Linked DNA regions of Homo sapiens: region 2 is linked to region 1. A link is a contact called in ENCODE Hi-C or POLR2A ChIA-PET data. All regions are on one chromosome and are shown on one strand. The core of a region is the stretch at or near the end of the contact, and the rest is flanking DNA. Distances in the headings are between cores, read along the strand shown.

Evidence for each region. Hi-C counts contacts between places; a loop is a spot of excess contacts on that map. ChIA-PET counts read pairs that join two places held with the same protein, here RNA polymerase II (POLR2A). Pooled maps may share reads with other maps.
Region 2: a loop to region 1 is called in a pooled map, with 5 times the contacts of the local background. The contact joins the enhancer-like site here to the promoter of ZNF57 in region 1. A Hi-C loop is called at or near these places in 1 of 168 maps with a recorded cell type or tissue (naive thymus-derived CD4-positive, alpha-beta T cell) and 8 of 50 pooled maps. POLR2A ChIA-PET finds 5 or more read pairs at or near these places in 2 of 52 experiments (OCI-LY7 and WTC11).

Annotation. Positions count from the first base shown.
Region 1 is chr19:2,898,939-2,904,149 of GRCh38, forward strand. It overlaps ZNF57 (zinc finger protein 57), which reads left to right and starts at 1,990. Exons shown (of 4, transcript NM_173480.3): 1 at 1,990-2,110. The coding sequence starts at 2,108. RefSeq lists a silencer at 1,378-1,427 and enhancers at 1,607-2,178, 2,038-2,187.
Region 2 is chr19:3,283,415-3,288,625 of GRCh38, forward strand. CELF5 (CUGBP Elav-like family member 5) reads left to right here. Exons shown (of 13, transcript NM_021938.4): 9 at 1,488-1,550; 10 at 2,528-2,611. Among named protein-coding and RNA genes, the nearest start is that of CELF5, 61 kb to the left of the region's middle. Within about 2 kb of position 1,942, at least 10 of the 41 ENCODE cell types and tissues checked have a DNase peak (open chromatin) inside an H3K27ac peak, as active enhancers do.

The DNA of each region.
Region 1 (5,211 bases), core at 740-3,239:
CACTGCAACCTCCGCCTCCCAGGTTCAAGCGATTCTCCTGCCTCAGCCTCCTGAGTAGCTGGGATTACAGGCACGCGCCACCAGGCCCAGCTAATTTTTGTATTTTAGTAGAGACAGGGTTTCGCCATGTTGGCCAGGCTGGTCTTGAACTCCTGACCTCAGGTGATCCACCCACCTCAGCTTCCCAAAGTGCTGGGATTATAGGTGTGAGCCACCACGCCTGGCCTGGATTTTGTTTTTTTTTTTTTTTTTTGAGACGGAGTCTCCGTCTGTTGCCCAGGCTGGAGTGCAGTGGCGCCATCTCGGCTCACTGCAAGCTCCGTCTCCCGGGTTCAGCCATTCCCCTGCCTCAGCCTCCCGAGTAGCTGGGACTACAGGTGCCCGCCACCACGCCTGGCTAATTTTTTTGTATTTTTAGTAGAGATGGTTTCACCGTGTTAGCCAGGATGGTCTCGATCTCCTGACCTCGTGATCCACCCGCCTCGGCCTCCCAAAGTGCTGAGATTACAGGCTTGGGCCACCATGCCCGGCCCCGGATTTCTTGATCTAAAGAATGTCCGCCGGGCGCGGTAGCTCACGCCTCTAATTCCAGCACTTTGGGAGGCCGAGGCAGGCGGATCACGAGGTCAGGAGTTCAAGACCAGCTTGGCCAACATAGTGAAACCCCCGTCTCTACTAAAAATACAAAAATTAGCCGGACGTGGTGGCAGGCGCCTGTAATCTCAGCTACTCGGGAGGCTGAGGCAGGAGAATCGCTTTAACCCTGAAGGCGGAGGTTGCAGTGAGCCGAGATCACGCCACTGCACTCCAGCCGGGGCGACAGTGTGAGACTCCGTCTCAAAATAAAAAAATAAATAAAACAAAAAACAATGTCCAACAAAAAAACAAATCCAGCGAGGCCAGACAGGATAGGGGCTCCCTGGGGTCCGCCCATTTTCGGGATCAGGTGACTCGAGGTTTGGTCCTTATTTTAGTGCAGGCTCAGATGTCGGGGGCGAGCCAAAGTGCAGGGGCCTGTGGGAAGGACAGGAGGCTGGGAAACGTTTGGGTAAAAAAATCAGGACACTGGCCGTGCGCGGTGGCTCACGCCTGTAATCCCAGCACTTTGGGAGGCCGAGGCGGGCCGATCACGAGGTCAGGAGATCGAGACCATCCTGGCTAACACGGTGAAACCTCGTCTCTACTAAAAATACAAAAAAATTAGCCGGCGTGGTGGCGGGTGCCTGTGTCCCAGCTACTCGGGAGGCTGAGGTAGGAGAATGGCCTGAACCCGGGAGGCGGAGCTTGCAGTGAGCCGAGATGGCGCCACTGCACTCCAGCCTGGGCGACAGAGCGAGACTCCACCTCAAAAAAAAAAAAAAAAAAAAAAAAAAAAATCAGGACACTGACAGCACGTGCTCCAGCACGGGGCAGGGCCTCCATGGGGTCCGCGCCCACGCGGGGCAGCGCGGTGACGTCACGGCTGAGGACCCCGCCCCACGAAGGGCTCACCCCACGCGACCCACGCCGCTCGCTCGCCCCTCCCCTCCACGCAGCACTCCGGCTGCTCCGTGGGGAAACTGAGTCTGGACTTCTCGTGCCCGTTCGGGAGAAGGACGCGGGAGGCGCGGCCGAGCTGCGGGGAGAGGTTGGGCTCACCCCGGGCCAGAGCGAGTTCGCGCAAACGGGAGTGTCCACCGCTGGCGGGTCAGCCACTAGCGTTGGCTACGCGCCGGTCACTCGGGCGACAGGAGGCGGGGCGGCGCGGAAGTTATCTTCCAATCAGGTGCTCCGGGGGCGGGTCCGGAAAACTGTCCAATCAAGGCACGGGGCGGACACCGGGAAGCGGATTGCAGGTTTGCAGTAGTGTCCAATCGAAGGCCCCAGGGGTGAAGGGGGCGTGTCCAAAACGCTGTCCGCTCAGAGCGTTGAAAGGGCGGGGGCTTAGAGATTGTCCAATCAGGGCGCCGCTTCCTGAGCTCCGAGGCCCCGAGGGCGGGACGTTTCGTCCTCCCTGCCGCGCGTGCCCTGCCTACCACGAGCGGCCCGGGAGTACCTGTACCTTTCAGCTGCGCCGGCCGCGAGGCCACGGAGAGCTCGCCTTGGAGAGCCCAGGAGCAGGGGAGACATGGTGAGTGCGAGGCAGGAGCAGAGCCAGGGGACGGTCGGAGCGACGGGAACCGGCTGGAACCAGAGTCCGCCGAAGTCTGCGGCCGGGATTGGCTGAGGGACGCGCGGGGCGGCGCAGGACTAGCACCTGGGACCCGGGGACGCCATCACAGCGGCCGGGCTGGAGGACTGGGGGCAGTTTGGGGGGACGGAAGGGGCGGCAAGGAGCTTGGGGGTAACTTAGGGGGAGGCCTGGGCAGGAGGGGGGCTGGAGGTAGTTTGGGGGGACGGTAGGGGCGGTCAGGGGTCAGGGACCAGTTTGGGGGGACGGCAAGGGACGGTCAGCAGGTTGGGGATGTTACGCGTGTCCGTATAAGAGGTCACCTGAGCAGGCTTAGTGTGAGCCACAAGGCTGTTTACTCACTTGGGTGCAAGTGGGCTGAGTCTGAGAAAGGACTCAGCAAAGGGTGATGGGATTATTATTGGTTTTATTTTTTTATTTTTTTTATTTTTGGGACGGAGTCCCGCTCTGTCGCCAGGCTGGAGTGCAGTGGCGTGATCTCGGCTCACTGCAACTTCCGCCTCCCGGGTTCAAGCGATTCTCCTGCCTCAGCCTCCGGAGTAGCTGAGATTACAGGCGCCCGCCCTCACGCCCGGCTAATTTTTGTTTTTAGTAGAGACAGGGTTTCACCATGTTGGCCAGAATGGTCTCGATCTCTTGACCTTGTGATCCGCCCGCCTCGGCCTCCCAAAGTGCTGGGATTACAGGCGTGAGCCACCGCGCCCGGCAATCATTAGTCCTTATAGGTTTGGGACAGGCATCGGAGTTAGGAGCAGTTTTTTTGAGGACAGTTGGTGGGTGTTACAAAGTACATTCTCAAGGGCGGCGACGATGTTTCAAAGTACATTCACAAGGGCTTGGGGGATGTATTGTCACAAGGGCTGGGAGGAATATTACAAAGTACCTTCACAAGGGCGCGAGCGTGTATTGTCACAAGGGCGGGGTACATTCACAAGGGCGAGGAGGACGTATCGTACAAAGTACATTCACAAGGGCGGGGGAATATCACAAAGTACATTATCACAAGGGCGGGGGGCTTGACCATGGTGCGGCCAGCTCAGAGAACCTTACAGGGGACAGCTTGGGGGGATGGCAAGGGACGGCCTGGGGGTCAGAGGCAGTTTGGGGGACGACCTCAGCGGTGGGAGTTAGCTGCCCTGGGGGTTTTGTTGCAGGGTATCACTAATGCTGTGAAAGCTTTATTCGGGCAGCCGGTGTCAGTAAATGTACTGTACTGTTCTCCTGTTTGGCTTTTTTCTTCTCCTTAGTGACAATAGGAAAATGTTCAAGTGTGTTTTCTGCCTTCTGGTCCGTCAGGATAACACCTGTTTATCGTGGGGTACAGGCTAAGCATGGCCTAAGGAAGTCTCTCAGGAATATTCTGTCTCCCACCAGAATTGTAGAGAAAGTGTGCGCAGTTCCACATCTTATAGCAGCTAGAGATGGATTAAAATGTTCATAAAAATAGTAGTTTTTCAAATGCCAAAGCAATCAGACAAAAAATAATAGTTATTCTTCCATACAAGGTGCAGAGTTTGCGACAGTGTGTGATCGTGTTCCATTTCAGTTCAGCTAGACATGAGATTAATGCAAATTCTGCAAAAACCTGTAAAACTGAGGCGTGTTCCATTCTGGTTAGTTTCCAGTTTGTCACCAGGAGTATTGCTTCACTGATCCATCATCTGTTTGCTGACTGGGAAAAGCAGTTTCTGGCCATGTAAAGTCATAAAGACTGCCTTGGAACTCCCTTCCCCCACTTACACAAGGGGTGGAAAGCACTGATTCTGCTGCATTCTCACTCTACGGGATGAGGGTCTTTGTGGCATTTAAAGTGTAGCACCTGGAGCAGGGAGGTGAGCCCCAAGACCGGTGACTCCAGCTGAGCCCACAGTTGAGCCTGCACTGGAGGCCGCTGAGGGTGCAGCGGGGTCTGGCTGGGCAGCCTCCACTTGCTCAGTCCTCCTGCCTCGTAGAACAGCCGCAGCGGGAACTGTTCATGCTGATTGAGGCTGCTGAGCATGGGAAAGACGATTGTCCTGGAGATGTGCTTGTGGGCGTTTTAGCCTTTCTGAGGTTGCACCTGTGCTGTCTTGGAGCCGTTTCTAAGCAGTGGGTTTAGTTTATGCTTTAAGTGTTGTTTTTCTTTTTTGGAGACACTGTGTCTCCCAGGCTGGAGTACAGTGGCGTGATCTCCACACATTGTATCATCCGCCTCCCGGGTTCAAGCAATTCTCCTGCCTCAGCCTCCCGAGTAGCTGGGATTACAGGCACTTGCCACCACGACCGGCTAATTTTTATATTTTTAGTAGAGACGGGGTTTCGCCATGTTGGCCAGGCTGGTCTCAAACTCCTGACCTTAAGTGATCCACCCTCCTCCGCCTCCCAAAGTGCTGGGATTTCAGGCGTGAGCCACCGCGCCCGGCCTGGATTAAGTTTTAATATAAACACCAGTGGCCTTACTGCCCGCATAAATAGGCCTCCGGCCTCTCTTCAACACCTGTGTGCTGCTCCCAGCGCTCATCTCTGTTCTGCCCCCAGGGTAACCACTGTCCTGATTTTTTTTTTCATTCTCTCTACCTTTACCATTTATTATTTATCACCATACAGAGTTTTAATTTTGCCTCCTTTGAATTTTTTTTTTTTTTCAGGCAGGGTCTTACTCTGTCGCCCAGGCTGGAGTGCAGTGGTGCGATCTCGGCTCACTGCAGGCTCCGCCCTCCGGGGTTCACGCCATTCTCCTGCCTCAGCCTCCTGCGTAGCTGGGACTACAGGCGACCGCCACCTCGCCCGGCTAATTTTTTGTATTTTTAGTAGAGACGGGGTTTCACCCTGTTAGCCAGGATGGTCTTGATCTCCTGACCTGGTGTTCCGCTCGCCTCAGCCTCCGAAAGTGCTGGGATTACAGGCGTGAGCCACCGCGCCCGGCCCATTCCTGGCTAATTTTTATATTTTTTTGTAGAGACGGGGGGCCTCGCTGTTGCCCCAGGCTAGTCTCAAACTCCTGGACTCAAGCGATCTGCCCTCCTTGGCCTCCCAAAGTGCTGGGATTACAAGCATGGGCC
Region 2 (5,211 bases), core at 692-3,191, 380 kb after region 1:
GTCGCAGCTCACTGCCGCCTCCATCTCTGGGGCTTAAGCAATCCTCCCACCTCAGCCTTCCTTGTAGCTGGGACTACAAGCATGTGCCATCACGCCCGGCTAATTTTTAAATTTTTGTACAGACGGGATCTTGCTGTGTTGCCCAGGCTGGCCTCAAATTCCTGGGCTCAAGCAGGCCTCCCAAAGTGCCGGGATTATAGGTGTGAGCCACTGTGACTGGCCTTAACATTTTATTTTGAAATGATTGGAGGTTCACAGGGAGTTACCAAAATACCACAGAGCAGTCCCAGGTACCCTTCACACAGCTTCCCTGATGCCAGCAGCTTATCTAATCATAGGTCACTGTCAAACCCAGGAAACTAACACTGGCACCATACAATTAATTCAACTCCAGACGGTATTCAAATTTCACCATTTATTTATTTAGCGACAGAGTCTCACTCTGTCGCCCAGGCTGGAGTGCAGTGGCGTGATCATAGCTCGCTGCAGCCTTGAACTCTCGAACTCCTGGGCTGAAGCGATCCTCTCACCTCTCACCTCAGCCTCCCAAGTCACTGGGACTACAGGCACGTGCCATTATGCTTGGCTAATTTTCGATTTTATTTTATTTTTTAAGAAATGAGGGTCTTGCTATGTTGCCCAAGCTGGTCTCGAAACTCCTGGGCTCAAGCGATCCTCCTTCCTCGGCCTCCCAAAGTGTTGGGATCACAAGTGTGAGCCACCACACCCAGCTGATTTCACGAGTTTTTGTATGCACTCTGTGCACGTGTGTGTGTGTGTGTGCAGGGGCGGTTAATTGCCATTTTGTCACAGATGCAGACTTGTGGATCTCCCACAGTGAAGATACAGAACTGCTTCTTGCCCACAAAGTGAACTCCTTCCTGCCACCCCTTTGAAGTCACAGTCACCACCACTATCCCCTGCCCTCCAGCACACTCTCCATTCGGGCAGAATTGTTTGGCTGAATTTTTCCCCAGAATCATCAGCTTTGGTGGCCTGGACAACTTCTTCCCTCCCCTACCCCTTTCCCTAGCGGTAGCAGGAAGGCTACAGCTAGATGGGGGAGCTACAGGGTGTCTGATGAGGAAACTCATGTGGAGAGGGAGACGGGGCAGGGGATGGGGGCAGGTGGTGATTTGAGGTGGAGGCTGAAGTCCTGGTGAATCCAGGGAGTAGAGAGGAGTGAAGGGTCCCCCTTGGGAGGCAACCGGGTCGGGATAGGGAGAGGGAGATGGGGACGATGGTGATCTCTCTCTGGAGTCCGAGAAACCCGGATTCCAGTTCAGCTTCTGCCATTTGCTATCTGAGTGGCCCTGTGCAAGTGGCTTCACCTTCCTCGGCCTCAGCTTCCTGGTCCTACAGAGGGTTTAGCACAGAGGAGAAGCTGGGCGGGGTGTTTGTTGCTGTCCTTGCGGCTCTTAAGGATCGGGGGTGGATGGAAGACTTCTGCTGCTCCCGCCCCACTCAGCCCCTCTGTCTGCCCGCAGCTCAGAGCCCGACTGTGGCCGAGACACTGCATCCTGCCTTCTCCGGAGTCCAGCAGTACACAGGTAGGAGGCAGCCCGCGTGCCCGCGCTGGGCCCTGGCCCCGCCCCCGCCTAGGGCCCCGCCCCCAGGGCCCGCCCCGGACGTGTCGTTCTTCTGTGCCTAGCCGCGCCTCCTACCTCTGGCCCCGCCCCTCAGGGCCCACCCTTAGCCCCTTGTCCTGTATTCAACCCCGGGCCCTGTTACTGGTCCCACCCCACCACCACCTATACCCGCAAACAGGACCTTCCCTTGTCCTTTAAGGACAGCGCTTACCCATGGCCTTACCCTCTCATGTTCTGTGTTGGGGAGAGGGAATTCCCCTTGACCACGTCTCTAGCTCTGACCCAACCCCAGCTCTCGGCCCTGCCCCTTACCCTCCCTCCTGCAGCTCCTAGCCCCGCCCCTCACTTCCTGCCTTTACTCTGACCACGCCTCTCTGATAAAGCCCCGCCCCTACCTCTGGCTCTACTTCTTAAGGCCTGGCTGTGACCCCGCCCTCTGCTGCGGCCCCGCCCCTTAACTCATGGTCCTGCCCACATAGCCCTCCATCAAGTCACGGCCCCGCCCCACTCATGCCCTTCATCCCAGTCTTGCCCCCGCCCTCCACTGTGACCCCACCCCTCAAGCAATGGTCCCGCCCACTCTGGACTGTCCTGTAGCCTTGGCCCCGCCCTCTACTGTGGCCCAACCCCTATACCCCTCCCCTCACGCCATGGGGTCCGCCCCCACCCCCCCTTCCCCGCCCCGTCTCGGTATTGGCCCTGCCCTCCACCATGGCCCCGCCCCTCAGGCAATAGCCCCTCCCCGTTTCGTCTGTGATCTTGGCCCCGCCCTCTGGCCTGGCCCCGCCCCCAAACCCTCCCCACAAAGGCCATGATCACACCCACTCCTGCCTTGGCCCCACCCTCTTATGGCCCCGCCCCCTCCCCGCCCAGCGGCCCAGGCCGCCCACGTGGCCTCACGCCCCTCCTCGCCCTGTGTCTCGCTCCGGTCTCCGCAGCCATGTACCCCACCGCGGCCATCACGCCCATCGCGCACAGCGTCCCCCAGCCGCCGCCCCTCCTGCAGCAGCAGCAGCGAGAAGGTGAGGCGGCCGCAACCTCCCCTGGGCGCCAGCCCCGCCCTCTGCCCGCCCTGTCCACCTGCAGGCTCCGTGTCTGGCCCGGGCCTCTGGGACCCGCGGGGCTGAGAGTGCGGCCTGGGGGCTGGACAGGCCAGAGTTGAGTCCCGGTGCAGCCGCTGACCCCTGGGAATCTCCCTCTCTGTTTCCTCCTCCGAAAAGAGAACCATGCTCGCCCCGACCCCGTAGGAATAGCAGTGACTTCCTACCAGCCCTCTCCAGAACCAAGAGTGATTCTCTGGATTTTTTGGAAAGGAAACCCTTTTTGAGGCTGGGGCATGGCACGATGAGGTATCAGGTAATGAGGCCTCCCCAGTAAAGCCAAGGCTGTCGAAGGAGGGAGGGATTCGATTCTGGAGTCTGACAGTCAGGGTTCAAATCCATACAGTTCTTGCCATGTGCGGTAGATCCCGCCTGTAATTACATAGCGTTTTGGGGGCCGAGGTGGGAGGATCACTTGAGCCCAGGAGTCCAAGACCAGCCTGGCTTAGCAAGACCCCATGTCTACAAAAAAATTAAAAATTGGCCAGGTGTAGTGGTGTGCACCTGTAGTCCCAGCTACTCAGGAGGCTGGAGCAGGAGGATCACTGAGCCCAGGAGGTCAAGGCTTCAGTGAGCTACTATCTCCCCACTGGACTCCAGCCTGGGTGAGAGAGCAAGACTCCATCTCAAAAAAAAAAAAAAAAAAAAAGGCCGGGCACGGTGGCTCACGCCTGTAATCCCAGCACTTTGGGAGGCCGAGGCGGGCGGATCACAAGGTCAGGAGATCGAGACCATCCTGGCTAACACGGGGAAACCCTGTCTCTACTAAAAAATAGAAAAAATTAGCTGGGTGTGGTGGCGGGCGCCTGTGGTCCCAGCTACTCGGGAGGCTGAGGCAGGAGAATGGCATGAACCCAGGAGGCGGAGCTTGCAGTGAGCCGAGATCGCACCACTGCACTCCAGCCTGGGCGACAGAGCAAGACTCCGTCTCAAAAAAAAAAAAAAAAAAAGAAAAGAAAAGAAAAAAATCCCAAGCTGGTAACAACCCAAGTGTTCATCAGCAGGTAAATGGATAAATAAATTAGGATGGAGCTGCACGATGGAACACTATACAGCAGTGAAAAAGGATAAGTAGCCAATACTCACAACAACATGGAATAACTTCACAGGCAGAATATTGAGTGAAAGAAGCCAGATAAAAAAGACTTCACTTAAATGAAGTTTTAAAACAGTAGGCCAATCGAGGTGGCTCATGCCTGTAATCCTAGCATTTTGGGAGGCTAAGGCAGGTGAATTGCCTGAGCTCAGGAGTTCAAGACCAGCCTGGCCAACATGGTGAAACCCCATCTCTACTAAAAATACAACAATTAGCCGAGCGTGGTGGCGTGTGTCTGTAATCCCAGCTATTGGGGAGGCTGAGGCAGAAGAATCTCTTGAACCAGGAGGCGGAGGTTGCAGTGAGCCAAGATTGCGCCACTGCACTTCAGCCTGGGCAACAGAGCGAGACTCCATCTCAAAAATAAATAAGTAAATTAAATTAAAAAAATAAAAACGAGGAAAGCTGGCTGGGTGCGGTGGCTCACGCCTGTAATCCAACACTTTGGGAGGCCACGGCAGGAGGGTCACTTGAGCCCAGGAGGTCAAGGCTGCACTGAGCCAAGATCATGCCACTGCACTGCAGCCTGGGCAACAGAGGGAGACCCTGTCTCAAAACAACAAAACAACAACAAAATCAAAAATCTTTATCAGTGACACGTTAAGAGAAAAGAAAGATGGGAACGTAGTAGAAATGGTAGCACTGTTTTCTCCATGTTATGTGGTTTAGAAATGCATGAGACTACAATAAATACCGTGCTTGGCCTTGGAGAAGACCTAGAATGTGCACGTGGAAACGGCATCGAAAGGGTTGTTGCATGTGACTGTGAAACGGTGGAGGGAGGGTTGTCTGAAATCAGACAGATAGCATGACCCCGGATGGGGAAGGTGCAGCTCACAGCACACTGGGGGAGCTGTGGGAGGGTGTGTGGCATGCAGCGTGTATTTTCTTCTGAAGGTCAGTGCAGCTGGATGTGTTTTTCAGCGGTCGCCCACAGTTTTGGTGGGGATGAAGCAGTGCACGAACAAATGCAAAATTCAGGTTATGCTCAAAATTGTTCAGTTACATTGGAACAGACTTACATTTCAAGAACAAGCATTGGCTGGGTGCAGTGGCTGACACCTGTAATCCCAGCACTTTGGGAGGCTGAGGTGGGCAGATTGCCTGAGGTTGGGAGTTCGAGACCAGCCTGGACAACATGGCGAAACCCTGTCTCTACTAAAAATACAAAAATTAGCCGGGCGTGGTGACGCATGCCTGTAATCCCAGCTACTCAGGAGGCTGAGGCAGGAGAATCTCTTGAACCTGGGAAGCAGAGGTTGCGATGAGCCAAGATCACGCCATTGCACTCCAGCCTGGGCAACAAAAGCAAAACTCCATCTCAAAACAAACAAACAAACAAACAAAACAAAAGAAAACAAGCTTTGGCCAGGTGCAGTGGCTGACACCTGTAATCCCAGCACTTTGGCAGGGCAAGGCAGAAGGA